Linked DNA regions of Mus musculus: region 2 is linked to region 1. The links are chromatin loops, found by intact Hi-C in ENCODE. Cell type or tissue: left cerebral cortex. All regions are shown on one strand. Links, peaks and the distances in the headings refer to the core of each region. The heading gives the core; the rest is flanking DNA. Region 1 has its middle 12 kb from the start of Gm33485. Region 2 overlaps Gm40135 (a long non-coding RNA gene).

Evidence for each region. Hi-C counts contacts between places; a loop is a spot of excess contacts. Peaks named below come from ENCODE experiments on the same cell type or tissue, not always from the same donor. Only the 100,000 strongest peaks of a DNase experiment are listed, where the experiment ranks them.
Region 2: it touches region 1 in a loop (2.1-fold over the local background); 2 of 42 quality-filtered maps call a loop at or near these places.

The regions. Positions count from the first base shown.
Region 1 is chr3:121,610,311-121,626,631 of GRCm38, forward strand. No RefSeq gene overlaps it. Among named protein-coding and RNA genes, the nearest start is that of Gm33485, 12 kb to the left of the region's middle. In left cerebral cortex, for the core only: no CTCF peak of the experiment used is centred there; a DNase peak (open chromatin) is centred at 8,450.
Region 2 is chr3:121,548,049-121,564,369 of GRCm38, forward strand. Gm40135 (a long non-coding RNA gene) reads left to right here. Exons shown (of 4, transcript XR_867598.2): 2 at 10,364-10,405; 3 at 10,831-11,087; 4 at 12,580-14,436. It overlaps Gm33547 (a long non-coding RNA gene), which reads right to left. Exons shown (of 3, transcript XR_867600.1): 3 at 16,105-16,254. Among named protein-coding and RNA genes, the nearest start is that of Gm40135, 11 kb to the left of the region's middle. In left cerebral cortex, for the core only: no CTCF peak of the experiment used is centred there; a DNase peak (open chromatin) is centred at 5,416.

The DNA of each region.
Region 1 (16,321 bases), core at 3,556-11,555:
CTCCCTCTTTCCTCCCTCCCTCCCTCCCTACCTCCCTCCCTCCCTCCCTCTCTTTCTCCTTTCCTCTCCCGGAAGTTAATCCATAGTTAATTTCTGAGTCTTTACCATGGACTGGGTACTATTTTCGGCGATGCAGTGGTGCACAGGAAGGTAAGTTTGTCTTTCAGAAGTCACGTCCTTGGAAGGTACAGAATGGTCAGTTTGCCTCTGTTGCCTTCTGGATCTAAAGAGTGTAGAACACTGACGGGAACACCAGGCAGATTAGGTACAGGAGGAAGCTGAAGGATGTCAAGAGGACTTGTTGTTTAGAAACACATGAAACGCTGCTCTGTGGTCAGAATATGAAAGACCAAAAGAAGTGCAAGCCCCAGACCCTGGAAGATCTGCTGTTTAGAGCAGAAGACTAGAGATACAGCTTTACCATGTGTAGTTCTCAGCTGGAGTGACTACATAGGTAACAATTTAATTTTTTAAAATAATTTTATTGGGCTGGAGAGATGGCTCAATAGTTAAGAGCACTGCCTGCTCTTCCAGAGGTCCTGAGTTCAATTCTCAGCAACCACACGGTGGCTCACAACCATCTGGAATGGGAGGGATCCAATGCCCTGTTTCAGTGTGTCTGAAGAGATCAACAGTATACTCACGTACATAAAATAAATAAATCTTTTAAAAAATAATTTTATTAAGAATTATCGATAGGCAAAATTTGTAAAGGACAGCTAGCTCAGGCAGGTCCTGTGTACCCTGTGTCCACTTTTCAAATGCCAACACTTGTCTAATCACGGAACTCTTCACAACCAGGAAACCAACAGTGACAACATTCAGGCCCCATTCAAATTCAGTTAGCTCTTCATAGATTCTGAGCAGCTTTATCATGTGCAAAGTAACATAACAGCCACCAAAATGAAGACGGAACTCTCCAGTGCCACAAAGCTACCCTGGTATTACGCTTCTGTGGCTACAGCCTCTTCCACCTAGTGTCTAGTCCCTGAGAGGTCTTCGTGGGTTCCTGTTGTGCGTCCTCTGTCATGTTCTTTTATTAGTCTGTAGTGATCTCTCTCTCTCTCTCTCTCTCTCTCTCTCGCTCTCTCTCTCTCTCTCTCTCTCTCTCTCTCTCTCGTGTGTATGTTTCCTCCCCCTCCTCCTTCCCCTATCTCCATAGACACTGCAGAGCGTGTATTGAATCCAGGGTCTTGAGCAGCTCTGTAGAGCTCTGTAGTACAGAGATATACCCTTGTCTTGTCTTTTCATTTTTTTTTTAAACTAGGGTCTTTATAGTCATTTTAATTTTGAAAAAGAACCATTAACTTTTTTTCTTTTGTTGATTATTTTAGTGTTAAAATAATAGTGTTTATTATTTTATAAAATTCTTTGGTATTCATGATCTTAAGTATTTTTTTCATATATTTTTTCTCTAAACATTTATAATCACATTTAATATTTACATTTATGATCCATTTTGAGTTAATTTTGTGTAAGATGTCAGGCACTGGTCAAAATTCATCTCATTCTGTAATGTTCTTCTTCTGTAGACTTTGTCTTGCTCTTTGTCAAAAATCAGTCAATTTCATATGGGACTAAGGCCTCATGGCTTTCCCTCATCTATTTTGGCATGTCTATTCTTCTCTTTCTTCAGCTCATATTTGGGGCAGTCATGTTGGTGAGACTTCACGCATGTTGATCTTTAGGAGATACAATCTCATGGCTCACTTCCTGATCTTCTGACTCTTAGGATCTTTCCAGCTCTTCCTTCACAATGTTCCTTGAACCTTAGCTGTGGGGGTAGTTTGCAGCTGGCAACAGTGGGGCTGGACTCTACAACTGTGTATTTTGATTGGTTGTGATTTTCTGTAATAGTTTTCATCTATACAAAGCACTACAGACAACCAAAGAATGCTCAGAGTGGGAGAATTAGTCTTCTCTGGCTAGAAGCACAGCAGTTGGTTACCAACACCAAATGCTCAGCCCTGGGAGCATATACTTGATTAGCAATTTGTGGACTGAGCAGGTTATATTTGGGATATGTATGTGTGTATATGTATGTGTATGTGTATATATGTGCATACAATAACAATTTGATATAAAAGAGGCCATGAATTTTAGAGTTTGGAGAGAGGATAGGGTAAAATGTTGTAATTATAGTGTAGATAGATTTATTTGTATTTCCTCTTCTGTTCCACAGATCTATCTGTCCTTCCACTATGTCCATTATTCTCCTCATCATAGTGATACAATGTATCTTAAATAGATATAATGATTTCTTCTACTTTAATTTTCTTTTCAAAATACCCTTTTCAACTGCTATAATTCTGCTGCTTTTCCATAGAAACTCAACAGAGCTGTTATCTAAGTTTGCAAACATTCTTGCTGGGACGTTGACAGGAGCTGTGTTAAGTGGACAGAATAGCTTCAGAAGAATCGAGATCTTTACTATGTCCAGTGTCCAATCCATGAACATAGTTTATTTTTCTATTTATTTACAACTTAATTTCCTTTGTCATTCTGCGGCCTTCAACAGAAAGGTACATACATGTTTTGTTGGAATTCTGCCTACAGATCTTATTGGAGGGACGTTGTAAGTGTTAATATGGTTTGGCTTTGGTATCCACATGGTCTGTTCTGCAACATGGAAGCAGGATTTGTTAACTTTGAATGCTGAAACCTTCCCAAACCTTATTCAAAAATATTTTTGTTTGCCAGCTTGTCTTTTGCCTTTTAGATTGTGCATGCGATAATGAGATAGCTCGTACTTGGAAACTGAAGACAGTTTTATTTTTTTTTTAAATTTAAGTTATATGTCATCATGATAATGTTATCAACCTTGAGCCCATCCAGCAAAAATTTATTTCATTCCCCAAATACCCTGCTTCCCCACTTGTTTCTAGATTATCTCTCCGTTGTCTACTGCGTGCTGAGAATGTAGACTTCACTCTTAGAGCAGAGCAAGCAGTTGCTATTAGGAAAGACATCTGGAAAGAATAAGCTACATTCCTAAGCCAAGGAGGACAGATTCAGGGACTCTTCTCATCAACCCTCCTCCGTGAGCAAGGGTCACTGGAGGGTGACTCTGTGTACTCGGTGCTCCCTTAGGTGAGGACCACCCAGGGTTCAGGGATGACCATCTCAGACCCATGAAGGGAGATGAGCAAATGCTGTCTCACCACTGGCCAAGGTGGTCTGAGCCTCTGAGGCAGCCCGAGAACAGTGACTGAGCCCTGGGTTTGAGGAAACAGTAGACTGATAGTCTCTGAGGTTTGATGGAACTCTCTCCTATCCTAACCCCAGAGGAGTTTTCAGTGGATTAATGCTAATCAACTCTTATTTCTTATTTTATTTAAGGAACAATTGTGTGTGTTCTGTGTGGTATGGTATAAGTACATGTTGTATTGGTATGTGTACACACATGTGTGTGAGTTTGTGGTGTGGTGTGAATGGATATATGTTGTATTGGCATGTATATTCATGTGTGTGTGTATGTGTTTGTGGTGTGGTATACATTGTATTGGTATGTGTACACATTATGTGTGTGTGTGTTTGTGGTGCAGTGTGAATATATGTTGTATTGTATGTATACACATATGCATGTGTGTATAGAAGTCAGATTGGTGGTGAGTGCCTTCCTCAATTGATCTTCGCCTTAGTTTTGGAGACAGGGTGTCTCACTGAACCTGCAACTTGCTATTTCAGTTAGGCTGGCTGGCCATCAAGCATCAGGGCTCCTCCTGTTTCTGCCCTGCCTGCCCTGGGATTACAGCTGTGCACCACTACAATGGCTTTTATGTAGAATCTGGAGCTGCAGCCTCATGCTCACAATGCTAAGTATTTTCCTAACTGAGTCACCTCTCCAGCCCAGGGTTTGCTTTCTCTGCCCCTGTCTCCCATACCCTTGGCAAGAGACATCTCAAATGACCAAAACAATGGAACAGTTACTTTTACCCTGAGTCTCAAGAAGTCCTGTGGGCTCTCCTCTCCTGAGCACTACCATCCTGCTTATGCAGCCTTCTCTTGGCCTTGGATTCTGTCTTGCGGGCACGCCCTCTTAACACTCGACAGCCCACAGGAGAGCCCAGTTTTTCTGTCTTCAGGAGAGTAGTTCAGAACTATTGAAACCACCTCACCCAGGCAGCCTGAGACCCTCAGACAAAGTCCTTTTTACTCTGCAGTTTCTGATTTGGGGGTATGGACAGCTGAGATGACAGGTAGAGAGAACTCCCTTGGTATCACCAGACTTGGTTGTTGTCCTTTAATCTTGTGCTGTTTATTTTTAATGATAAAGTGTTGAGCAATCCTTGGCTAAAATATACTGAGACATTATAGTCTATTCAATGGATAACGGATGTATTTGTTAAAAGTGAATGTGTTCAAGGAAACTAAAACAGTGAGAACATACTTTGCTTAGTACTTGGCTGTGGATATATTCATTTAATCTTGAATAGTATTATTTGCTTTCTATAGAACAGGAATGAAGTTACATTCCCCCTTAAAGCTAAGACTACCTTGAAAATAGCATAATAAATTAGCAGAAAAGGCAAAGACAAAATTTAACTGGTGTTGCAGGATTTTCTCTGTCCAAGTGCATTAGTGCAGTGGAGGCCTGTGATTGGACAGGGAAACGGGAGGCGGAGCTAAGAGAAAGGGAGCAGGAAGGTGAGTGCGGATGTGAACCCGCGTGGTGTTGACCAGCCGCAAGCAGTTGTGGTATTGTAGGTTAGATTAATTGAGATAAAGCTTTTATCATTATCAATTGGCATCTTGTAAATTGTGGTATTATTGACACATAAATCTGATTGGTTAATTAAGCTTTAAGAGTTTTGGTTTTACCGGGTTACTGGGTATTGTGATATGTAACCGCGAGGTTGGCGGTTCCATTTAGTTACTGGACTGTGGGATCGCAGACTACATGGGTTTATGGTTGAGGAAGAACTATCGGCGCCAGGGACAAGCGAACGAGAGCTGGGAACACAGTGACTGGGCACAGCGGGGGGGCTACCTGGAGAGAGTTGCTGGGGGCGGGAGCGTGGTCTCGCCCTGCGGAGAGCTGGCGGGATCATTTTTTAATATTTCCCTCAACAAACTGGGATAGTGAATTTATGTTTCTGTGGCTGATCCCAGGCCATACCCACCTTAATTGCTGTTACATTGGCCCATGGAGCTTTGATGAGCTCCTACCCTTGGCATGGCTTTGCTTGGCCTTGATTTCAGTCTCCTACAGAGACCTGCCTCTCCAATAGGATGGGCTTTTCATCTCATATGGCATCAGGACTTTGAGAGGCAAGCTGGCCATTGTGGAAACATAATATTCAGAAGAAATTCCATCTTCGGTGATAGATCTGGGATTGCTTTGCAATCTTTTGTTGGCACTAATAAACCTCTTTGGTTGGTGAAAGTTGTCTAAGGCCATTTTTGAAGAGACTAGCTTGATAAGGGAAATGGCATCTATAAACCAAATTGTAGAAGTATTTCTTGAGGGGGGGGGGTGGTTCTTATGCCCCCTTTGCTCCCAAATATATGCAGGGTGTTTCTATGCCTGCTCTAGCTGGTTTTAGCTCCTGAATAATTAACACAAAGACCTGGTATTTTTATTACCAAGCTGCTAGCACTAAGGTGGTGGGCAGGTTCTGAACCTACTGTAGCCCAACTAGGCTGCTAATACCCAGCCAAATGTCCCATTACTTGCCATCTGGTCTTGCCCAGGCTCACTCTGGTCCATGTGTATCCTCATGGCTGCTGTCTCATCGAGACCTCAAGGTGAATCTTCCTGCTCCATCCGCATGGTCTCTCTACCTTTCTTCTCTCTTTTCTTCTCTTCCTGGTCTCTTTGCTTCCCACCCCTGACTGGGATCAGGATTCCTATCCTATTCCCTTGTGCCCAGCTAATTGGCTGACCAGCTTTTCATTAACCAATCAGAGGTGATGGAAAACAATTGAGAATTGAGACCATTGATGCTTGACCGTGCCATCATCTGGACCACAGCCAGATGTCCGTCCAGGCATAGAAGCCAGCATCTGAATGCACAGTGCACGAAAACATCCCCCAACACCAAATAACAAGCCTCAAAGCAGCCCTGAGTCACCAGACAGACCTGCTTGCAACAACTGAGCCATGACAGTTGAAACCACTGTTCCTTTTCTGTTTACTCGCAATCAACATGGAAAACCTTCCTCCTAGAAGAGCCACTGGCCTCTGGGAAAGCTGACACAATTCTACCCAGATGAAGGGTGCTTTCGTGGATTCTGGGGAAGAGGAGCCTCTCCTTTATTTTTCTCCTCCAAGCGCTAGACTGCTTCTCTGGAAGCCTCCATTCAGTGGGGTTTGGAGCCACTGGTTAACAACTTCATTAATACACTGATTTTGTCCAATGACCATAGGTGAAACTTTTCTTAACCTTTCTGTTTTCTGTTTCTTTTGAAGATAGGGATGTTTCGGTTGGGAATGAACTGCTTTTTCCTATGGGGAAATGGTGGGATTTTTTTTTGTTTTTGTTTTTCTGTTTAGGTCTTCAACAGATTGGATGAGAATAACAATCTCTTACTTTCTATCACTTAAAATTTCATCATAGCCAAAACATCTTTATTTTAAAAATACCCAGAATAATGTTTGACTAAATATCTGGGCAACCAATTAAGTAAACACATAAAGCTTACCATTGCATGAACTTATCATGGACCAGTGAGCTCCTTTTAGAAGACTGTGACTGGGCTAGAGAGATGGCTCAGTGGTTAAGAGCACTGACTGCCCTTCCAGAGGTCCTGAGTTCAATTCCCAGCAACCATATGGTGGTTCACAACAATCTGTAATGGGGTTTGATGCCTTCTTCTGGTATGTCTAAAGACAGCTACGGTGTACTCATATAATATACATAAAATAAATTAATAATTTTTTTCCCTGCTCCTTAGGTTTTCTTATCTGCCAGGTCATGGGATGATAGGTTAAGAAAAATGTTCCCTGTTCCCTGTTCCTAAGATTACAGTAATGGTCATCTCTCATTGTGAGCTAACTATGGGCTAGCTGTCCAGCAAACAGCTCACTAAATTCTCCCCTTCTGAGTTTACATTCCTGGAGAGCTTATAAAAGCAGATTATTGGACTTTAAAGACATCAGACTTTGCATGGGAGACCTAGTTAATTCAGGCAAGGAAGAAAGAATGGGATTGGGTTTTGAGCAATCACAGTTCTGACATTCTTTTCTATCTGACTCTCTTTGTGAGGTAGATCAACGTGACAGGGCCTGAAAAATTCCAATAATTCCAACAAAATCTGTCACCACCCAGCTCAGCTCCTTGAGCTGCCGTACATACGTCGTTGACAGACACTGCCTCTGATACTTGTTGACTCAGACACTCAACAGCTTGATTCCTGGCATGCTTCTGAGTTTCGTTTTTCTATTATTTCATATTCAAAATACTCTGTTGCAGCAAAATAGACGGGGGACAATAAACGTTTCCACGCTGTCTGGTTTTTGATTAGCAGAGTTCAGCTGGTGCGAGGGTAGAGATGGGGAGGCAGGCTGGCTCTTGACTTCATAGAGATTGTGTAGCCTGTGCAAGACATTTATCAAGAGGATATGTTCCTACCTAGCAATGTGTCTGGATGTTTGGGGGGATGATAATCTAGAAGGCCATCAACCATTATTTAATAATGCTTCCTTTTGGTGACTTGTGGCCTAGAAGGGTCCCTAGTCATTCCTCTGAGGATCCTCCCAACTCTCAATCCAAGGTCAGCTTTTAGCCAAGAGCATTAGACTTGGACCTTCCTAGCCGCCTCCCTCTCTTCTCTGGCCTAGTCCTTCCCAAGGATATGGGGAAATTAGTCTTCATTTCTGGGAAAACGTGTGGGTTGTTTTTCAAAGAGACCTCTGCTATTTTAACTAAAATTGCCAAAGACCTGATAAGAGTATCTGAGGAGAACAATGTGACTTTTCCAGTGTTTTTCAGACAATGGTGAGTGGTCACAATGCATGAAAGGTGGGAGTGGTTTAAGAAGATTCATCCAGGCAGAGGCTTTGGAGATGGCCTATTGTCAAAAAGCCACATGAGTCACCTTATGCCAAAAAGGTCTGTGACCCTGTGATCTAACCCCACTAGGTCTGGCCCTTCCCTCTCCTTTCTGACCTCCTCTAAAGATAGGACCAAAGCAAATGCCAACACTTCACTTTGAGTCAAAAGGTCCCTCCCGTGACACCCACCCGCTACCTTTATTGAGCCTCCCAGAACCTCTAGTCTTATCAACATCAACACAGTTCATCTCAGTCTTAGACAAAGAGTTCACTCCTCTGCCCCACCTCCCTCCCCTTGTCTACTGCCATCCAGCCACAGTGGGGCCATTGCTATAATACAGCCTAAAGGTGTTTGCAATTTCTTATTGTGACTGGAGAGCACTTCCACCAGACAGCAGTGTGTTCCCCACTTCCTCTGGAAACTCTGTTCCCGTGTTCCTTTCTGAGGGAGGCTTCTCTAACTATGCTATTTATAAAGTCCTTCTGTCCACACTTTATCCTTAGCACGCACTCCCTTTCTGTACTCATTTTTTTCATTAGTTCTCCCATCTGCTTCTTGAACTAACATGTCATATACTGCTTCCATGTCACATGAAAGAATTTTTTTTTTATTGTTAGTTATACAAATGAGTGGTTCCTCTCTGTGGTATTTCCATACACATGTGCACTGTTGCCTGACTCTCCTCTTTACTCTCTCTCTCTCTCTCTCTCTCTCTCTCTCTCTCTATATATATATATATATATATATATACATAATTTAGTTATAACTAACTATATTTATATTTAGTGGCCTCTATATTTAGGTGGCCACCTTTTAAAATGTTCTTGCTTTTAGATTTCATATTATAAAAAAAAAAAGAGAGACAGAGATAGAGATCAGCAGCAATAGGTTTGAAAAAGGATCTGAAGATAAATTACCCCTTTGGAAATGAGATTTATTAGGTGTGAGGGCATTGGAAACATGGGAACCATGATCAGGAGAGCATCAAAAACCAGTGTGTTATATCAGCGGTGACATGATGAGGCCTTAAAGGAGAAGCGCGGCTTCCTTCCCTTTAACATGTGGAGAGAGGCTCTGTGACTGAGAGCACTTACACTGGAGGGAGGGGAAGAGTAAACGGATCTACCCTTACACATTATTTTAAATAATAAAAAAGAAAAGAAGGCTAGAGAGATGACTTAGCAGTTAAGATCACTTGATGCTTTTGCAGAGGACCTAGGTTCAATTCTCAGGACCCAGACTGCAGCTCACAGCCATCTGTCACTCTAGATGGAGGGGAACCAGTGCCCTTGTCTGACCTCCATGGGCAGACACTTGGTGCACCTGCAAACCTATAGACAAAACGCTCATATACATAAAATAAAAATAAATATGGAGACTAGTTACCTACAGACAAAGCACTCATACATATAAAGTAAAAATAAATATAGAGACTGGTTATATGGCCCAGTGGTTAGGAACACTTGTTGCCTTGCAAAGGACGCAGGTTTGGTTCCCAGAGCCTACACAGTTGCTTACAACCATCTGTACCTACAGTTCCAGGGAATCTTCTGTCTTCTCCTGACCTCCAAGGATACCTGGAATACATGTGGTACACATAAATACAGGCAGGTAAACACACTCATACACTTAAAATAAAAATAAATAAACCTAAAAAATTATAGAAAGAAAATCAGCAAGTTAAAATAATGTTTAAGACTTTGGTGTACTTAAATTTACTCTTAATTTTGAGACTGGCAGTTTTCCTTGGAAAGCAGAACCCCGTTATTTGTCCCTTGTCCGGTAGTGTGGCAAAGTGACAATAATAAAGCAAACAATGTTGGTAGAATCAATTAATCTAATAAAAAAAAATGATGAATTGGTGATGGCTCGGGCCTGTAATTCCAGTACTTGGAAAGCAGAGGCAAAAGGGAGTTTGAGGCCAGCTTGAGCTATGTAGTAAGTTTCCAGGCAAGCCTGGGCTACATACTGAAACCCTATCAATGTCTTACTATTCCAAGGAAAGAGATGTGCTATTGCAATTTTAAGAGTGATCATTTTTTTCTTTATCCCAACTAGCTCCCAAATAAATGAGACAAAGACTAGAAGATTTATTTAATCAAACTTCATGGCACAATAGATGAGCAGTATTAATCTATATTCATCCTCTACACTAATCTGGCAACCTCCTAGCCAAAATTCCAGAGATATTTGCATTTTCATGCTGGTCTGTCTCTCTCCTCTCCAGGTATGTTTCCCATGATGTCTCCTTGACCCTCTCCTCCTGGAGAATCCTTGCTTCTCTTTCTCTCCTCCTCCCCTGACTAGGATTGGAAATCCCACCCTATTCTTCCTCTGCTCAGCAGTTAAAACCATTGGCTGATCAGCTTTTATTGACAAACCAGCGAATAAACAGGGAGCAGTGTTTACACAACATTGAGATAGGAGATACTCAGATAAAGTATTACCATGCCATATCTGGATTGCAACCAGATACGGGGGCAGAGAAATCAGCATTTGAGTAATACAAGGATAATCTTTGTACAGTGCACAATAACTTTATGCCTACAGACATGCAAATAGAGTGCTTAAGTGCCAACACTACCCTAGGCCCTTGGACGGGATCCTCTTACTTCATTCACTCAGCACCTTTAGAAGACGAGGGGTATTGTTTGAGTAAGAAATGTCTCCTAATGACTCTCTGTTAAAGGCTGTGTTGCAGCTGTTGGTCTTTGAAAAGTGATTGAATCCCTGCAGCTTTGACATTACCAGTGGATTAATCCTATGTGGTTTGAATGAGAATGGCCTTCATAGGCTCACACATTTGAATGCTTGGTCCCCACTTGGTGGAACTGTCTGGGAAGTGATGAAGGTGCTCTTTGAGGTTTCAAAATCCTACACAATTCCTAGTTCATACACTCCCTCTCTTGCTTTGTGTCTTAAGGTGTGAGCTCTTGGCTACTGCTCTAGTGCCACTTCTGCCTGTCTGCTGCCATGTTCTTCCCCATGATGGACATAGACTTGAATTCTCTGAAACCGTAAGCTCTAAATAAACTCTTTCATAGTGTGTGTGTGTGTGTGTGTGTGTGTGTGTAGATTGGCTGGGAGGTTGCCAGATTAGTGTAGAGGATAAAAATAGATTAATGCTGCTTATCTATCAAAGAACCTTGGTTTAGTTACCAGCACCCATATGGAGTTAAAACTCAAGTCCCGATGCCTCTTTTGACCTCTTCAGGCTCCTGAATGCACACCGTGCACATGCATACACTCTTTCTCACATACATACACAGAAAAAATATTTCAAAGTAAAACATGGAGGGAACTTTGTTAAGAGGGATAGCTTAAAGGAAAAAAGTGATAGTTGCCATAGTCAGGGTGATGTGGGGAAGGGTGTAAGTGGGGATCCCCCAAGGAGAATCTTCAGAAAAGTCCTCAGGACAAAGAAAGATATCTAACTTTTGTATCCTTTCAGAGGGTAGAAGGGAGGCCCACAGCACATGATTCAGTTCAACATAGCTTATCATGTGTTTCAGAGAACACGGAGGAGCCAGGTAGTAGGTAGATCAGGAATTAACCTCTTTGGAGCCACAACACAGCATGTCTTCTTAACTCTCTCTCACAGAGAGATAGCTGAAGGGGATATGGCCCAATTTCTTCATGTTAATAGGATCTGGCTACTTAGAGTCCAAGTATGATTTAGTTCAACATATTATAGGCAACCAGCTGCTTCTATAACTTAGATATTATGAATAAAAAGCAGAGTTTTTTTAGCCTCTTTTGTTTATTGTTAAATCACACTCCAGTGCTTAAGAAGTATACTTGGCACACCCCAAACATACACTCAATAGTTTAGACTGAAGAAACCAGTTAAATGGATCGTTAAGATGTGTCTGGATTTGAGCTTCATGTGTTTGATGTTAATAATACACCTGGGAAAACAATGTTAAAAGAACTGATAGTTCAGTTGTTTCCACTGTAAGACACAGAGACTTGCTCAGAATTATTCTCAGACATTAGAGTGTTGCTAAAAGGGTATCTGTGGGTTAGTATTCCCTCAGGAGGCAGCAAACATTTCAGAGCCACAGGCAGCATTTTAAACACTTTCTTCCCCCTTTCCTGTGGTTTCTCTCTTGTCCCGTCTCTGTTCCTTCTTATCCACCAGGATGACCACTCCATTCTTCATCCTTTTGTTCCACCAGGAGCTAGCTTCTCAGCCTTATATTCACCAATGCCCTGCTGGGCAGACCTTTCAAACCTCAGGAGTCACTGGACCCAACAATGGGAGCCACTTGTCACCAGGTACCCAGATGTAGAACAATCTTTCTCTAGTTCCTGAAGCAGGAAGCAATGTATAAGTGAGTCAAGCCCAGGATATGAATAATACAAGACAGTTTGAGATTGATTCTTTGGATTTTAATATATATTACTTATAGTAACTTGTAAGCATTGAAATACTTTCACCCTCCATCTTCCCTTGTGCTGGTTTGAGTAGGAAAGTGTTGTGTGTATATTTAAAAACACTCTTTCTCCATTGACCAGCCTGTGCTCCTAGCTTAGCTCCAAATCACTTGCAAGCACCCCCAATCTGGTAAAGCCAGGAGCTGCTACCTGTGCTCCACCAGCTACCTCTTCCTCCTGGCTGGCTTTGCCAAGTCACCATCAACTACTCTGTCTTCTCTCTTTCTCCTGCCCACCTTAGTTCCTCAGCAGAAAAACACTAGACAGCTTTATTATTTTAAAATTAGTCAGATAACACAATTGTTGGGCACATAATGTCCTGCCCTAAATTTATGGTCTATATCAGTCAGACTCCACCACTGGTAGAGGCTGCCAGTTCTAGCTATCTCAAGATCTTATATGGTTGTTCAAGTTTCTCATTCCAAAGTCTGGTCAAAAGCCCCTCCCTCCTCCCTTCTTGGACCCGGAAGTCCCATCTTTTACCCTTCACCCAGCAATTGGCTTCCACCTTCTTTATTGACCAAATCAAGAACCTATCAGGGAAACATCACCTCCCCCTACAGGAAAGACTCATGTGTTTGAATGCTTGGCCCATAGAGATTGGTACTATTAGAAATTTGTGGCCTTGTTGTAGTAGGTGTGGCCTTGTAGTAGGAAGTATGCCACTGTGGGGTGGGCTTTGAAGTCTCCTATGCTCAAGCTACACCCAGTGTGGCCCATAGTCATCTTCTGCTGCTTGTGGTTCAAGATGAAGAACTCTAGGCTCCTCCAGCACCATGCCTGCCTGCACACTACCATGCTTCCCACCGTGATAACTGACTAAACCTCTGAAACTGAAATCCAGCCCCAAAGTAAAGGTTTTTATTCATAAGAGTTGCCATGGTCATGTTGTCTTTCCATAGCAATGAACCCTTAAGACATCCCCTCACCTGATCCCTCCTGTTCTCATCCTTACCCCCCCCCCACTGGTCTCCTCCCCCAATTTCACCCATGATGCTTATTCTATTTCTCTTTCTCAGTGAGATTCATGCATCCTGCTAACTTAGCTACTTTGGGATTATAGGTTGTAGCATGGTTATTCTGTACTTTTAAAGCTAATATCTACTTATAAGTGAGTATATACCAAGTTTGTCTTTCTGGGTCTGGGTTACCTCACTCAGGGTGATCTTTTCTAGTTTCATCAGTTTGCCTGAAAATTCTATGATGTCATTGTTTTTAATAGCTGAGTAATATTCCATTATGTAAATGACCACATTATTCACTCTTTGGTTGAGGGACATCTAGGTTGTTTCCAGTTTCTGGCTATTATGAATAAAGCTGCTATGAACATAGTTGAGCAAGTGTCCTTGTGGTATACTGGGAGAGACAACTGAAGTTGGTATGGGGGGGGGGTACATCTCTGGAATGAGCTAGAAACCTTGGGCAATGGAAACTCCCAGGAATCTGTGAGGCTGACCCTAGCTAATACTCCTGGCTGTGGGGGACATGGAGACTGAATCAGCCATCTTCTGTAACCAGACAAGACTTCCAATGGAGGGACTGGGATACCAATCCAGTAACATAACCTTAGACCCACAATTTATCCTGCTTACAAGATGTCCAGGGGTAAAAATAGAGCAGAAATTGAGGGAATGGACAACTAATGACTGGTTCAGCTTGAGACCCATGCCATGAGAGGAAGTCCACCCCTGGTACTGTTAATGCTATTTTGCTTCACTTGCCGACAGGAGCTTTGCATAACTGTCATCATAGAGGCTTCATCCAGCAACTGATGGAAATGGATGCAGAGACTCACAGCCAAACATTAGGCAGAGCTTGGGGAATTCTGTGGAAGAGGGGGAGGAAAGATTATAGGAAAGGGGAAAGGGGGATCAAGGACACGACAAGGAAACCTACAGAATCAACTCGTCTAGGCCCATAGGAGCTCACAGCGACTGAATTGCCAACCAGAGAGCATGCATGGGACTGACCTAGATTCTCCACACACATGTAACAGTTATGTAGCTTGGTCTTCTCATGGGACTCCTAATAGTGGGAGCAGAAGCTGTTTTTTGACCCTGTTGCCTGCCTTTGGGACCCTTCTAACCTACTGGATTGCCTCATCTAGCTGCAATAGGAGAGGATGCAGCTAGTCTTACTTCAATTTGATATACCAAGGCTGACTGATATCCATGGGAGGCCTCTCCTTTTCTGAACAGAAAGGGAAGAGAAGTGGAAGAGGTGGATGGGCGGGGAGAACTGGGAGAAGCTGAGGGGGGAAACCAGTCAGGATATAAAGTAAATTAATTAAGTAATTAAAATCAAAAACATTGGGATAGAAATTGTCAACGTATAGGTAAGAAAAGAAAGTCGCCTGGGGTTCTAAGCACTTGAGAGTTTAGTTCTAAGCACTTTCTCCCTTGCATAGATGGTCTTCCTTTTGTGAACATGATGTCATAGGCTGCGCTGCTGTACCAGAAAACCTGTAACCCCACAATTAATAAAGAATAGAGACGTGTTTCTTCACAGCTATGGAGGCATGTCTTGGTCATGGCATTGACAGATTTTGTTGTCTGGTGACGACTGCTCTCCATTTCCAAGATGGCGTCTCACTGTTGTGTCATCCAGAGAGAAAGGATGCCCAGTCTTTAGAAGACAGAAGTGGCGGGGCAAGTGAGCCCAAGGCGTCATAAAGCCTCTTTTAGAGGAATCTTAATCTTATTCACTAGAGGTGGAGCCCTTGTGGATCAATAGAGAGACAGGTGGAACCCTTATGGCTCAAAGAAACTCAGTGATATTAAATTTTATATGGAGAACGTTTTGTTGACATTTTGAGCTCATCCAATGGCCCTTGACAGAGAAAATATAGCTTTGTTGTAACAGGACTAGCCTCCCATCTGGAGTTATCACTCCTCTCTTGAGGTAAACTTTGTTTTTCGAAATTTACTGCTGTGTACTTAAAGATTCGAAAAGCCTACCCTTGATATGTTTCCCTGAAGACTGACAATTCTACTCCAGGTGACACCAGAGTCAAGATCTGGCTAAAGTGGGAGTTGTGAGTGACTATCAAGAGCATGGGGCAGGTAGCTCCTTAGAAGCTGAGTCACAAGGCAGACAGGTGTGGGGAGGGGAGAGAAGGGTGTGACAAGTCCAGACCTCTCTAAGTACTTCTCCAGCCATTGGCAGCAGTGTGACTCAGTAAAGCAAACACATCCTCTCACATTTAAACAATTAAATAACAATGTGAAAAATTTATCTGGCAGTTTTTCACTCTCTCACAGGTGTGTTGGGCTCACCTGTCCCCAACTAGAAATCGAGGCCAGCTGGCCTGGTAGTGATGTCTGATGTGCCAACACACCCAGAGGCCTTGGTGGGAAGCCTGAGGAAGCGCATGATAGCGGCTGGCACACTGGAGTACTCGGCCCTGAGGATTCCACTCTGGGAGAGCAGCTTGTCGGTGATCATTAAGCCTGAAGCCTAGAAGTGGACCTGAACATTCAGGCTAAAGAAGAGTCTTCTGTAGAGTTTTGAGAAGGACAACTTCCTTTTTGAAAAAGATTCACAAGTGTGCCTTTGGCTTGGTGTTTTTGTGTGGTGTGTAAAACCACAATAGCTGCCGTTGTGTAACGTTAAGATTGACAGACAGCCTGGGACTAGTCTGTAGATATGACTAATGGAGGAAAGCTGAAAGGGAGATGGAGGCAGGAAGTTCAGGGCTGTCAATGCCATCAGTCACAGAGCGCTACTGTTGCTAGGTGGCAATAGAAGCTACCAGATTTGCTCCCTACCTCCTTCTCTTTAGTCTGAAGGTGGAAAAGGTAAACACTGATTCATTCATACTTCTAGATCAGCTGTGGTCTTGAGCAACTGTTTAGCTGGAATTCTGGACTGGGATCCTCTAAGAGAGC
Region 2 (16,321 bases), core at 4,680-12,679, 61 kb before region 1:
AAGGTGGCTCTTGTACCCTGCAGTATGATCTCTGTCCTCGTTGATTTGTGGTCTGGTTTGGAAGCTTCCGTTGGTGCCCACTCATCTCAGCAAGCTGGGACAGTCACTACTGGACACCCTTGGTTACAGAGCATAGTTTTATGTAATAGGAAGAGGTCTTTCAGAAATGTAATCCGGAGGAAGAGAAACGTCATGAGTTTCCGGGTGTTTGGGTTCCCCATTTTCACCCCCACGTTTCAAGTGGGATAAAAAAAAAATCCCTGCCTAAAGATAAAAATAGTTTCCTTTGTAGCTTTACCTCATAAAGCAACGACACATTGTGTTTTTTTCATGGAAAGGTCTATTTCTAGAAAGAATGTGGAGCACCCTCAGCCTCATGAGTAATAAGTATTTGGCAAGATGATGCTTTCCACAGACAATCACCCTGAACCCTTCTTTGGAAGGTTTATGTCCCCCACCCCCCTACCCCGCACACACTAGTCTGTGGTATGCAAAACTGTATTTCTGTTTTGTTTTGTTTTGTTTTTAAAGATAAGTGTACAGGGCTGTGGAAACTCTGTTTATTTTTTTAGGTAATGCCTTGGCAATTTAGACGCCACAAGTGGAGCAGAGAGAGCATCTCTCCTGGCTTTACAAAATTAAACCGTAAGAAACTACATGCTCGCTCACCTATTTTCGCCCAGGGAGGTGATGGGCTCCGTGGATTGCATGTGGAGTTTACGAGAGGAGACTCTTGCGGGTAGTGAATGGGAGGTCACAGGAAAAAGGTGTGCACTATCCCCCCCCCTCCAGTGTGTGTGGGGGTGGCTTCAGCTCACAATCGTTTACCTTTCTGTTGTGGTACAGTTTCCTCTGGATCCAGATGTTTAATCAGCTAACTGTAAATGCAGCTGGAATTGGTTTCCTACCTCCTTCTGGAAGACTCAAATGAATACCAATAATGAAGATCAACCAAGATATACATACCACGTAGAGCAGTGATTCTCAGCCTTCCTAATGCTGTGACCCTTTAATACAGTTCCTCAGGCTGTGGTGACCCCGCCAGCCATAAAGTTCTTCTTGTTGCTGCTTCATAACTATATTTTTGCTACTGTTGTGTATTGTAGTGTATCCTGATATGCAGGATAGATGACCATTATGAAAGGGTTGTTCAAACGCTAAGGGGTTGGGACCCAAAGGCTGAGAAACTCTGACCGTCTAGCCTCATGGTTTTGTTTGCTTGTTTGTTTGTTTTCTTAGAATTTTACAGATGAACATGCATCCTGCGTGCTATAGAAACGGTTCCTTAATCAGGAGAATGGCCTTCTACTCTGCTTTTACACCATTTTCTGGCTCTCTTGTGTCCTGTGACTTTCTCTTGATAATATCTCATCTACCTAGAATCTCAGAGGTTTTGACCAAATAATTTGGAATTTGGTATCAGATACTCTCCTCACTGGGGAAAAACTGGTTGACCTCTAACTTGGAAAACCAAAAACAAACAAAGGTGAGAAAAAAGGATGGGAAATCAAGCTTAAAATACATTAATAATTAGCATTATTGATATCGGAGAAAAACAAGCAGCTTGACAGAAAGTTAGATCTCAATTGTTCCCTCACTGTAGGCAGAGCCACGGCCCGCTGATGCTGAATTTGGCGCCTGGTGCTTTTCGTAGCCGTGCATTTTCTGCTCTGAATTTCTTTATACAAACAGAACATAGTTCGGCTCAGATTTCATCCATCTTAATTGAAGTGACACTTTAATTGATAGCTCAAGTAAGTTGAGATTTACAGATTTAGAAAGCAATCACGACTATGCCTTCACTTGGGTTATGTTATGAAAATAAGTGAAAACTCGTTTGAACCATGTATAACTTCCTCACAAGAAAAAAAAAGAAAGAAATGCATGGTGTGTCCAAATGGGCCATGCACACGTGTGCCCGAGATGCCGCAGCTCCGCTCTGCATATGGAGGGGTTACAGAACAGGCCCCAGGTGAGGCTTGCCGCAAGCTTCATTTAATTCAGGGGAATGAGACCCAGCTAGAAGTGAGAAGGCGTGGCCTGCAAAAGTGCAGTGAGCTTACATCCAAGTCATCATGGCTTCAGGCTTAGAAGAAAGAGAGGACTCAGGACCGAATGCTCTCAGTGCCTGAGATTCTACTTCGTCTGAGCCAAACAGAGTGATCACAAAACAACAATCTTAAAGGAAAGGGAATCAAAGGCACATCACAGAGGCCGTTGTGCTTTCTCATAGTTGCTTTCCCCCTCAGTTCTCACAACAGAAAGAATAATTATTCTTTGGAAATCTAAGGCTGATAGAAGAGAGCTACGTATAACACCAAAAACTCTTAAGTCTGGTTGTTTTTAAAGATCTGGAATAATTTATTCTTTTATCAATATCTTCTTATTTTTCAGACATTTAAGTATGTTTTGATCAGATTTATCCCTCCCTTAATTTTATTGTTTAAATTTAATTGAATTTTAAAGATTGTTTTTATTTGTATGTGCACCACATACATGCAGTGCCCTCAGTGGCCAAAAGAGGGCACCAGATCCCCTGTAACTGTTACTGTAGTTTCAGACATTCGTGAACCACACCACATAGATGTTGGGAATCAAACTCAGGACTTCTACAGATGAACTGTTTCCCCTCCCTCCCTCCCTCCCTCCCTCCCTCCCTCCCTCCCTCCCTCCCTCCCTCCCTCCCTCCCTCCCTCCCTCCCTCCCTCCCTCCCTCCTTCCTTTTCTTTCCTCCTTCCTTCCTTTCTGTCTTTCTTGATAGGGTTTCTATCCTGGAACTCTCTCTGTAGACCAGGTTGGCTTCGAGCTCACAGAGATCAACCAACCTCTGTTTCCCCAGTGCAGAGATCTACAGTGTGAGTCACTGTGCTGATCTCAGTAAATGCTCTTACCTGCTGACTTGTCTCTCTGGCCCGTTTGTTCCTTTCTGTTGGGTTATTCTTACTACACTGTAAAAATTCTGACGAGTCCTTTATAGAACATGTACTTTGCAAACACCATGCCTTAGGTTGTGGCTTGTCTTTTAATTTTTTTCCTCAGACTTTAAGTGATTCATCAAACATAAAAATTATACATGTCAATGGGGGAATCTTGTATTTTTTTGATACATATATATGTTGTATAATGCTTAAATCTAGCTAACCATATTTGTCATGCCCCACCCCCAAACATTTAACATTTCTTTAAAATGAATCCTTTTTTGAGATGTGGAATACATCTTTTAATTTTCTTAATGACTCCTTTGGAGTAGCAAAGCTCGATTTTGATAAAGGCCAGTGTTATACTTTAAAATTTATAGGTCATGATTTTGGTGTCACATCTAACAAATGTGTACATAACCGAAAGTGGTAGCATCTATTTTTCTCCTAGAAGTTTCATAGTCTTACAATTTCAATTTTGATCATCATCCATCTTGAATTGTGGAGCTGGAGAGATGGCCTAGTGGTTAAGAGCACTGACTGCTCTTGCAGACGACCCGGGCTCAGCCCTCAGCACCCACCTATCTGTAAGTCTAGTTTGAGGGGATGTTCTCTTCTGGCTTCTACGGGCCCCAGTTATTCATATGGCACACATGTGTACATGTAAGCAAAACACTTACATACATGAAATGAGGAGAAACAGATCTCTCTCCCCATCTTAAATTGTATGTGGGGTGAGGTGAGGGCCTCCTCCTTCCTCCTCCTCCTCCTCCTTTCTTATGACTGTATAATTATTTCATTCATTGAGTGGATCCATTGCTGGATCAAGAGTTGCATACCGCAATGGGGCACATGCTGCCTTGCAATGAAGCCACAACTTGAAGATCAGCTACTTTGGAGTCATACTCCACTGTCATTCTCTAAGAACTGTCTGCTCTCTGCATCAGCTAAATAAACAAGCTGAAGATGCGGCAGGCATCACAGACCGGGCTGATCTTCCACAGTGGTACTTAACTCTCTGCAGCATCCCCAGGGATGTGGCATTGCCTCTTCCTGCAGGGAGATTACAAGTTCAAGGCTCGCCTGGGCTGTAGAGTGAATTCAAGGTCATCCTGGACAATGAGACCCTTGTTGATTCCCAAACAGAAGATTTAAAAAGGGCTGGAGTGGAGGGGTACAAAGCTGGCCCAGCAGGAGGCCAGAGGTACAACCCCAGTATTGAAACAAAACAAAACAAACAAAAAACAAAAATGGAAAGGAAACAGAGTTCCGACATCAAAACTGCTTTTCCTCTGTGGAGCACGACTTTGCAGACCACTGGCTAGAACCTTTTCCGTCTCATCAAGCCACAGCACTAAACCCAGAATCTCTGCTTTGCAGACCACGGCAACCAGTTGGGCCTCATCTAACTTCATCCTATAGTCTTTCTTCTTTGATTTTAATATTTTTAATTTATTCCTTCACATATTACGCCCTGATGTCAGTTTTCCTCCTATTTCTCCTCCTAATCTCTCCCTACCTCTCCCCCACCCCATATTCACAACGTCCATTCCCAAACATAGTCCCTAGAACTCTGTCCGTGTAGATTGGGAAGATCATATATCTTTTTTTTTTTTTGGAATGTAAGTACATCTTCATATAGATCTCACTTTGTACCTCTTCTTTGGGACTTGAACTTGGCTATTTAGAAGCAATGAGGACAAGGAGGAGGGTCTTGAGAATCACAAGTGTCTGGCCAGGTAACGACCTCCGGAAGGTCCATTACAGTTTCCTCTGGCGGGCGCAGTCGCGAGCTCTCCACGTGGGAGAGAAAGGAAAGGCTGCTTTTACTGGCAAAGAGTGCTCATTTAGTCCCTGTTTTATTTGTCTGGGAGGAAATTCCAGCTCAGTCATTTGAAGGACTCTGTCTTGACTGGGAGTTGTCTGTACTAAGTCACTGAGAGTCTCGTTGAGTTGTCTTTAAGTCCCGTCTAGTTACCCGTTTGCCTAGGCAGCTGGCTGGGCTCTCTGCATACCTGTCAGGTCTAATTCTGGTCCCGGGGATCCTTGGTGAGCATGGAGCCAGTTTCTGGAAGTTCATTTCTAACTCATTGCTCCTTCACGCCTCTCTTCCTGTGCCCCAAGCCTCTGGTCTCTATGGCTCTGGAATGACATCGGCTCTCCACTTTACCAAAGGTCCCGATGAGAAACACAAGGCTTGGTTTCTTGATGGAAATAAGGGGTTGGAGAAAATGCAGGCAAGATTAGCACAGTTAAAAGTTTCAGCCCCAAATTACATTGGCGATGAGATGATTACATTGCTGGAATGGCCTTTCCCCAAATGGATAAATATATACACGCGTCTAGAATTTCTCCAGAGTCAGGCATTAATCCTCTCTTCGAATCCTCCTTGACAGTCACGGAGGCGAAGGCTTATCTGTGGAAGTTCGCAAGCGTTACAGTCTGTGTGACTCTGCTTCTGGTACTAAATCTTGTGTGTGACTTGTGGCGATGGCTGGCATCCAAAAGAAACACGGACTTTGTGGCAAAAAGCTGTATGGGGCGGCTCGCTGGCTTTGCCTCAGCTGCTGGGCCACCGCCTCAGCCAAGCTGCCAGGCGACTGTGGATTTTCCTGAGGTTTTAGGGAAGGCTGGTCCAGGTTTCTAAGAAGAATTCTTTCCCACCATTTCCCTTGCTGGGCTCTTAGCAAATCTGCCCTTCCCACCAGCAGTCAGACGAGTTAGATGACTGAAGGGTACACTCTGCCTGGTGTCCCCACATCAGAGACAGCAGTGAGTCTGTGAGGGTCCCACACGTTCCATCCTTCATCCTTGGAAAGATCTTCCCATCAGCCCCACAGCCCAGGCTGTGTTTGCTGAGGCCAGAAGAAAGTGATTCTCTGTAAGCTAAAGGAAACCCCAGGCCACAGCCCAACCTCACCGTGCTCTGCACTCCTATCTTGTCTTTGATGTAAGAAATGGAATGTCTCCCTGGGATGTCTGGCCTATTCTGTCCTGATGAAGTCCTCCTTAATCTCCGAAGCTCTAGGAATTGACTCACCCTTGTTCCTACAGCTTTGTGGTCCTACCTTATCATAACATATCAGAGTGAGTGTTTATCTGCCTGAGTGCTGGAGTTAAAAATCAAGACAAAATCCTTTAGCCTTGACATATAGGGTGGTGCTCTGAACACCAGGAATAGCAGAGACATCTCGATAAACTATTACTGATTATCTAGTTAGTAAGTACCAGGACAATGCTGGGACTTCTTGTTTGTGACACCGCTGAATCCCCGTGACACTTTTACAGGAAACTACTGGTCTCATCTTAGTTGCTGAGTGAGGTGCATTGAGTTTTTAGAACCCGCTTGAAGGCCCATGGGTAGTAGGTGGAACTAAGATTTGAACCCACATTGTACAACGTTTAGAAGAACACCATTTTCACCAAATAGGTATAGCATTTTAAGAAGAGGTTTGAACACAAGACTGAATCATTCTGCGGATGCACGGGCACGCCTTCCCTTCCCACTGAGCCCTAATGTGAGGGCTGCTTCCAATCAATGAAATCTGATTTCCACAGTGGCTGCACTAGTTTGGATCCACTAGCAGTGTACGTGGGTTCATGCTCACCCCCAAACCTCACTAATATTTTTGCTTTTATCATTACTAATTATTAATAATTAATTTAATGTTAACAATTATGAAATATGGTCTTGACTTGTATTTCCCTCATGGCTAAGGATGTAGAGAGCATTTTTTCCCATCTATTTATTTCCTAAGTTACTTCAAACCAACACACTTTTATGGAGTAGCTACTGTGGCCAGATACAGAGACTAACAAAGCATGATGAGTGTCACACTGAGACTTATCTGCATAAAAGCAGAAACTCATATCCCTGGGACCATGAGAGAGAAGAGTTTTGAAGCTTCAAGTGAGGCCTCAGAGAAAGGAGATTTTGATGGGCACACCACAGCAGTGGTGGCTATGAAGCTAATATATGAGAGAGTTGCAGTTATTTTTAGAAATTCCCTGGGTGGGAAGCATGATCTTAAATATATATATTTAATATTTAATTTATATGTAAATATTATACATTAATTATGTTATATATAATACAGTATCTCTGTATTAAATATATGTAATAAATATATTATATTTATATAAATTATGTAATATATATAATATGATTACATATTTATAATATAGGATTGTTATCCATTATATATTTATATAAACATATGAAAATTACATGTATATTTTAATATATGATATATATGTATATATTACATAATATAATAAGTATACAATATAAATATATAATGCATAATATATAATATACAATATAATGACATAACATAATAAATTAATATATTAAAAATATGTAGAGAGATGAACAAGTGAACTGGATCCATGCTGTAGAAGTTCCCGGATGGACTAAGTCATGCTGTATTTGATGGACTGTAGGGGTTCCGCAGAGCTTGGGGAGGAAGGAGAGTATGATAGGAGCTGGAGAAGCCTGTGGGAAGCTATGAGAATGACCCACGTGAGGCTCCTCGTGCATCACACACCTTCTGACTTCTTCCTTGAGGGTGTGGTGTCGTGCTCAGAACTAAAGGCCCAACCAGGGCCAGGCCTGTGTGTACTGCGATCATGCAAACAGGCAATATAGAGGTAGGGTTGCCATTGTACATGTATGTATGCTGCTCAGAAGGTGCACGAAGAAAGGGAGAGGGTTGCAGGGCCTTGGGGATGTCAGGAAAGCTTTCTAGTGGAGTTGGCGCTCGAGCTGAGACTCTTTTATTTGCTAGGAAAGAAAGAGGTGGGGTGAGGGGTTTGCCAGGAGGGACAAAGTGCAAGGCACATGTAGTGGCACTTTCAGCAGGACTGGGTCTGTTCTGCTTGCTTTGTTTTTTGTTTTGCTTAAAATAGAAAATGGATAATGAAGGACAGACAGACAAAAGAACCTGCAGCCCATTACCTACACACGATAATTCTGAAAGTGAGATGGGCGTCTGTGACGGCTGATCTTCCTCATCAACTTCACTGGGATTAGAATCATTCAGATACCCAGAAGGAGAAGTCCCACCTGGAACAAGGCTGGCACCGTTGGGGACTCAGGCTGAGGAGAAAGGAAAAATAGGTAGCCAGGTGAGTGCCGGCATGCGCACTTGTGCCGGCATGCGCACTGTCTGCAGCTTCCTGTCCCACCAAGTGAAGAGGGAAGAAGTCTCTGCCTCGTGCTCACACTAACCCCACCCCACACCCTGAGCTGCCACCGCCAACCTCCACCACTGTGGCCTCCCTAGCAGAAGGACTGCATCCCATAAGCCATGAGCCAGGATAAATCTTTTCTCCCTTAAATTGATGCTGGTCAGGCACTCGCTTCTAACAATGAGAAAAGCAACAGCTCCAGGATCTTCCCACCTCTCTGTCACTGTATGTGTGTGCCTGGATAACAAGTAGGTGTGCACACGTGCATAGTCCACTGTGTATGTGTATACACGCACACAGCATAAGCAGACATTTATTAAAGTCTGCTGGGACACGCCCATCTTATCTCTATTTACATGGCCTATCCTCCTCCCCCAGCTTTAGGGATGACATAAGGCTACATTTCTTCAATGTGCAAACAGTACTGATCTAGGACACTTACCAGCACAGCCTCGTAGGACAGCCCAGTCTTCCGCTCGAGGATCTCCAATCATTTCTAGAGATCTACAACTGATCCCTACATGTTCTCAGGCCTGAGCTGACATTGGCTGCTTTGTATCTGCTTACTGACAGCGTATGTGTTTAACTAGGAGGGAAATATGGGTAGAAGATTCATCCCAGCTAGACGGCAAACACCTCCTGGGCTGGTAACCTTCTCTCTCAGTTACTGCTCTGTGCCCGTGCTGTAGATAACACTCAGCACACGCTCGGTGTCCAAAACTGTGAATGACAAGTAGAACTTCCACTTCTTCAAAGAAAAGTTTTGAACATTTTTTTTGATGCACTCAGTAGCAATACACACACAACAAAAGGAAACCTTCATCTGTGATGGATTTAAAAGGGAAGGACCTTTAAAGAGCAAACAAAGTTTCCATGGGGGTTAGTGAGGCCTGAGGACTTCAAACAGACACCAGCGGGCTATGGCCAAGGTTTGCAAGGGATTCCAGGTCTGGGAGGAATCATAGACCAAGGGACCACTCACAATCCTTCCAGTGTAAATTTCTGCCGTGGAATACTTGTTATTTGTCTTTGCTAATGTGTTAGCAATGTGGTGCTAAGTAGAACACAGAAGACTCCAAAGGATAGTGACAAATGAAAACCATATGCCGATGGGATCCCGATATCAGGAAATGAGATTTCCTGAGAGGCCTGCAGGATGCTACTTGCGATAAGAAGCAGATAACTTTCAAATAATGGAATTTGGAGAAGTATTAAATGTCAGGATGTACCTAAATATTTGTTCTTTAATTTAATCTACCAAATCTAAAGTTCACATCAACAAACAAAATAGCTAAGAATTGAGTAAGACAAGTAAAACAAACTCACTTTTCTTTTCTTTCCCCCTTTTTCTTTATCTTTTTATTATTATTATTTTTTTGAGTCTCATTGTGTAACCCAAGTTGATCTTCAAAATTCAGCCCTCAGGTATATGCCTGTATCTGCTGTAGCTCTTTCTAAGACACTCCAAACAGAGGTGAAGAGACAGCTCAGTAGTTAAGAGAACTTGCTGGTCTTCCAGAGGAAGACCAGTGGTTCAATTCCCAGCACCCACATGACAACGTACAACCATGTATGTGGTACACAGACATACACATAGTCAAAATATCCAGATTAAATAAAATAAAACAATTAAACATCTTTAAAATTAAAAAATCTTAAACAAAGAAAGCCCAAATGTTTTTATTGTAGTATTTGGTTAGGAAATCTGAGCTCAACCCAAACATTTCATTCGTTAGTCTTATTATAGGTCAAATTTTCTGTCTAATCCTTCATTCAAATATATGTAAGGAGAGAAAGTGAGGCCACAGTGAATAAGGCTGTAGGCCTGAATAATACCCTAAAGAAAATAAGGTTATCGTATATTTTAACACATGTTTTAAAAAGTTTATTGCAAATTAATTGGCATCTATCAAATAAAATTTTAAATGTGGAAATTGTAAAATCATCAGTGTAATTATGTAAATAACTACTGCTGTATTTTAATGTTTTCCTTCTAGAGTTCTTATGTATATACATTTAAATTTTTGTTATTTGCATGTATGTATGTGTGTGCTCACCTGTGCACAGATGTGCACATTACTGCACGAATGAGGACATTATAGGACAACGAGTGGAGGTAGGTGTGTCCTTCTATCATGGGGATTCCAGGGGCTGAACTCATGTCACCAGGCTTGGCAGCAAGCACCCCTACCCACTAAGCCATCTCACCAGCCCCATGTAAATTTTATGTAATTATAATTTTTTTTTTTTTGTAGGAGCTGTTTTGAACTTTCAGTCATTCACCCTTACAGAGACTGGTAGGAATATCTTACCTTGTTGGGATAGAAACTTAGTTCCTTAGAGCTTTGATACCTGTGTCTCGGCTTTCCTTTGTACGTGCTAAATGTAACTCCTGAATTGAAAATAAGTTTTAACATATAGGTTGTGGTTAAAACAACACCAAAGACTAATTTTAAAATTCTAATTTGCTCAGCATAATGTCTAGATTATAAAATTAGACTACAGCTTGCCAGCTGTGTACCCAAGTTGGCACCAGGCACCTTCCTGTTGGGGCCATTGGCTGTAATACCACAGCTAAGTTAACAGTAACTACTTACTTGGCTACTGTTTCTTTGATGACCCATCGCCCTGTTAGTCTCTGTTTAGGTCACAGTTTGTGGTCTGGTACAGCCTTGGTTCTTGTGAATACAACTTAAGTATCGATGTCTTACTACTTTGCTAGTGTAGCTGTTAGGCTCAGAGCCTGGGTCTCCAGCCCTAACAACCCGAGGTCGCCGCCCATCCTCAGCACACCAGTTAACAGACAGCCTGATGTGAAAAGCTGAAAGAGAAGACTTATTCATCGTGGCCACAAAGCATGTGATTGCAGATCTTTGCATTAAGTGGAGAAGCCTCCGGAACAGGAAGAGGGAGGCTCCGAACGCCCATCACTATCTCTGTGCCTTTGTGTCACAAACAAAGGACCCAGTGATTCATAAGGTACTTGGGAAAACCAAGATGGCCTTAGAGTGAATGAAAGCAGGATTCGCTCTGCAGGCAGGTGCTCAAGCAAGCCTAAGGCCCAAGAATCCCAGTTTCCACTCCAAAGGGAAGGGAGGAATTCTCTGAAGGGCTAGCCTTTTCTTTTTAAGTGATTGATTTTGTTTGCTGGAGGGGGTTTGTACAATCCTTTCTGCAGTCCAAATGACAGCCTTACTTGTTTGCTGGGTCCCAGAGTTGACTTCCTTGTGACTCACAGTCACAGGCCTCTTGTCACGTCTCCCTGCCTCACCTGCACTTCTGACGATGGGCAAAGAAGGACTTCCGGAAGGCCCAGGCCTTATTTCTGTGGGGCAACCTCCAACCCTCCATCCAGAGGAATGGGAGGGAAAAGCCAAGTCTGAGCATGCGCGGTTTCCCAGCCTCTTCAGGCAGAGACATTCCTCTGTGGTCTACTTTTCCTTGAGAGCCCTAATCACAGCCTCTTCTCAACCACTTAGGGGACTCATTTCAGCTCCTCCCACACCCACGTCCCCTACTGCTGGAACCAAATCTGTTTTGTTCACCTCTTTGTGAAGCTCACAAGGTGCCTGGGGCCCTGAGGGCACTTTCCCAGTGAGGAGCTGGCCTTATTGCAGCAGGCGTATTGCAACAATGCCGCACACTAAGTGACACGTGTGTCCCACTGATCAAATGGGAAAAAATTACAAACGTTTTATCAGTGATGGTTACTGTCTCTGAGTGGAGAAATACTCTAGTGGGAAATGCTCTCTTTCCCAAGGGCGTGGCTGGCGCATTCTCCCGGCTGCTCCCTCAGCCTGAGGCAGTCCGTGACCTTCCCTCACCTGGGAGTTAATGGGAAGGAGGATTCTACCTTTCCAACTCCTAGCAAAGTTCTCTTTCGGTCACTTTTCATCTGCCCTGAAAACTTCTGTCAACCCTTCCTTTGCCACATTGAGTCAGGCTCATGGGACACACTCGAGGAGGCTGATTGGATGCGTCCGCTGCCACGCTTGAGTAAGAAGGACCCAGAGTGTGTCTACAGCAGAGGGAGGTCAGGTCCCCAGAGTCCCGTTCCCAAGTGAATCTGAAGGACAAGAACAAACTAAGCAGCAAAAGTAGGTGTGTGCCTGGGAGAACCAAGACGACCAGGACACTGACACCAGAGAACCCACATTAGAGTGTTTGCTTAGGGTGGGGCCTTGCTTCCAGGTTACCGGCTATTCTTAATCACCAGCAGGAGTACGTGATGACATTTGTTCCAGGTGAAACTACTTTCTCTGCCCGTTGTGAGCTTTCTCACCTTGGAGTATCTGTAAGAGCAGTTACTCAGGATGTCTCTGAGAAGCCCGGCTCCTGACAGGCTAACGCCTGGAAGGTGGTGAGAGGCTACCCGAGACATCCAGCCATTTCCTGGAAGAGGTCTCTACAAGAGCACAGTTACTGTTTGCAATCCAACTCACCTTTGTTTTTTGTTTCATTTTGCTTTTAGAAATGAAAAGACTACTTGCCATGTCCCAGTGAAGAGAGGTGTGGCAGAACGGAATGCCTGTGGCCTGGAAGAGGTGAAGGGTGGAAAGACGAAGAGTCCAACACCTCACAGTAGAGAGAATCTGCAATGGGCAGTTTGGTTAGCCACTCCAAGACACAGATGTCTAAAATTTCCCATGAAAAATACCTGCTGGGGCTGCAACTTTATCCCTACAGCTGTTTGTGGAGGAGGAGACCTGTATTAACTTTGGATAGTTTTTCTTTAGGGTGGACAGCTGGGCAGCAGGCCTGAGACAGGCACACCCAAGTTCATCCTGTTCTTCCACACATCAGGGCGCCTTGTTGCCCTGGCACGAGGCTGGTTTGCCTTTGTGGATGACGACTCTTCTTGCAAAGCAAAGCTTGGGCTTGGTTTCATGCATAGGTGCGAAACAATGAGCCTGGATTCTGTAATGAGAACATTAGTTAACTTGGCCTAGCCAGCGCACCCCTCCCCAACACCTCTTGTTCATTCCCCACCCCCCCCCACTCCCACCCCCACCATGTACTAATGCACTTTACTGCTAAGAGAGGTCAAAGATTTAAAACATTTAGGGGCTGGGGAGATAGCAAGCATGGGGTCCTGAGTTCACCGCCCAGCTGTGAGTGATAGCACATGCTATAATCCCATTGTTGGCTGTATGGAGAATGGCGGACCCATGGGGCTAACTGGCTAGTCAGTCTAAGTTAATCAGGGAACCCCAGGTTCCAGGGAACACTGTCTCATAACATAATGTGGACAGCTCCTAAGGACACTTGAATGTGACCTCTAGCTTCCACAGCACCCTGCCAATTACATGTGTACCTGCACACGCATGAGCAAGCATATTCACTTACATACATACACACAAATGATTTAAACCATTTAAGTAAACTTAAGTTGCTATGACCCACTTGACCCAGCTTTGACAGCTCAGGATCCAGGAGGCAGAGAAAATTGCTTTGCTATTTCTTTCCCATCTTTTTAACTCCGTAAGTGGAAAACATGGTCTGAAGAGACTTTCTGATTAATTTGGCCCATGCCCTGCATTACCCATTGCAGCCTATGGGCCCAGAAATGTTGTCCCCTACATAATATCCCACTGCTAGTAAGAATAGGAGCTGTACCCAAGGGCCCTTCTGAGGTCCAGGTCAGCACTCAGTCTGCTACCCCATATTGCTTCCTTTCTCATATATAGCTGTGGGTATTTTGTTACATTCTGTCCCCCATGTCTTTGTGGGCTTGTCACTAGTGCACAGTGTTCTCTGTATAAAGGATACTTAAGAAAAGTGTTGCCCAACTTTTTGTTTGCTTCGAGGTGTGATATTGGCTTCTGGCAACGTCTTGGAAATGCGTGGGGGACTCTGCAAGGCACCCTCTGTGCCCTTCCTGGTTTTCAAGGACTGGGGCAATGATGTCACTTGTTCTTGAGAAGAAAAAAAAACAAGCAAAGATTGTTTCCAGGGTACATGGTCACATGCAGAGGCCATTGTGTAGTGACCAGTAAGGGTCAGGTCTCTGGATTTTTTTGGAAAGTTGTCTTCACCACTCTGGGAAAGAAAGTACGCTTATGGGGTTGGAGAGATGGCTCAGCAGTTAAGAGCATTGGCTGCTCTTCCCAAAGACCTGGGTTCAGTTCCTCGAACCCATGTAGCAGCTCACCACGGTCTGTAACACTAGTTCTAGAGGTTTTTACACCCTCACACATTCATACATGGAAGCAAAATACCGATGCACATAAAATAAAAATAAATAAATCATTATTTAAAAAAAAGAAAGTATAAGGTTTGTAACTCATATGAGGAAAGCGAGTGTTTCTGTTACTTTTCTAGTGCTGTGACAAAACACCATGACCAAGGCAATAAAAGAGTTTATTGGGGCTTACAGCCTCAGAGGGTGAGTCTATGACCATAGTGGCAGGAAGCAAGGCAGCAGTTAGGTAGGCATGGAACTGGAGCAGTGCTGAGAGTGAGCAGTGCTCACATCTGATCCACAAACAGGAGGCAGAAGGCTAACTGGGAATGGCATGGGCTTTTGGAACCTCATAGCCCAACCCCAGTAACACACTTCCTCTAACAAAGCTATCCCTCCCAATCCTTGCCAAACCATTCAAATATATGAGCCTATGGGACACCAGCCACCACTTTGTCATGCCCACTTCACTTTGCTCCAGACGCAGTGCCTCTGTTGTACATCCAGTATCTCAGAGAGATGAGTGAGGCTCATCCGAAGTCACATAGCCAGGAAGACGCAGAGTCTGGCAATAAGCTGGCTTACCTAAGCTTCCAGCTCCCCAAAGAGTGAAGCTTGCTTTTGGAGCTATGGCTGAAGGGTTAAGGCCACTTTGTCAGAAAGGGATGGAGGGGGAGACTTGACTGTTGGTCTTGATTGTCAGCGTGATGGAATTCACAGTCGTCAAGGAGGTACAGACAATGCTTTCCGAGATTTAACTAAAGAGGGAAGCCTACCCTGCATGCCGGTGGTATCATCCCCTGGGCTGACTAAAAATATGAGAGGAGGGAGTGAGCTCAGCATGAGGATTCGTCTCTCTCTGCTTCCTGATTGTCCATCAAAGTGAGTGGCTGCCTTGGCTGTCTGTCACCACATCTTCCCTCCACAACAGGCTGTCTCCTGTCAACCTGGGCCCCTTCGTTCTTTAAAGCCCTTTTGCCAGGCATTTTGTAATAGCAGTGAAAAAGGTAACTGATGCATCCCATTTCTGGTTTCACTTCCATGCCTTGGGGAGGAAGGAGAAGGTGAGCAGAAGGTCCACCCACCTCCATTCACCCCTCTCCATGTTTGTACCAGGGACCACAGTGATGGAAGGGACATGGGATGGGACATCGGCAGAAGGTTTCGATGCTGGGTTTTGGCACATAGCTGTGCTTATTTCAGAGGACAGGGATGTTGCTTACAGATGTTGAATGCTTGAGTTCATTTCAGTGGGGAGGCTAAGTCTCCGTGAGAATAGTAATTGGGACTTTCAAAAGTCCTTTACAGCCATCTAAGCATGTGAGTAATATATTGTTGTGAAACACAGCATGCCATTATCCTCTCCCGAGCTCTTAAACAAATATATTACACTAATAATGTCTATGTCTTTGAAAGATTGTTCTCCCCCTCCGCCAGTATTAGGATAATGGGAAATGTAACAACCCTGTAAAGAAAGCTGAATTTTGTACAGTACTGGCATGTGGCTTTTTAACAAGGGCTTATTCATTTAATTTTATGTGCATGGGTAGTTTGCCCACCTGTATGCCTGTGCATCTCCTGTGTGCCTGCTGTGCACACTAGAAGTCAGTATCAGAGTCACTGAAACTGGGGTTATAGATGATTGTAAGCCACCATATTAGTGCTAGGAATTGAATCTGGGTCCTTTGCAGGAGCAGCCAGTGCTCCTAGCTGCTGGGCCATCTCTCAGTTCCCACTCAAGTTATTATTTTTTTTAACTATATCAACAGGAATTAAAAACACTCCTGGTCGTAAGAAAATTCATAATGAAAGATGTGGCAGAGAAGTCGCTGGCTTTTATTGTGAACCCTTGTAGGGGGTAGTTCTGATGCTAAGGTCCTGTTCCCCAGTTGGTTCTTGATCTGTCAGCAAAGAAAGCCATTGGCCAATTGCTGGGCAGAAGGTACAGGCTGGACTTTCAGGTGCCTGGAAGCAAGCAGAGAGAATGGACATGTGAGATCTCAAAATGGAGTGGCCACAAAGGCCCCTCCTA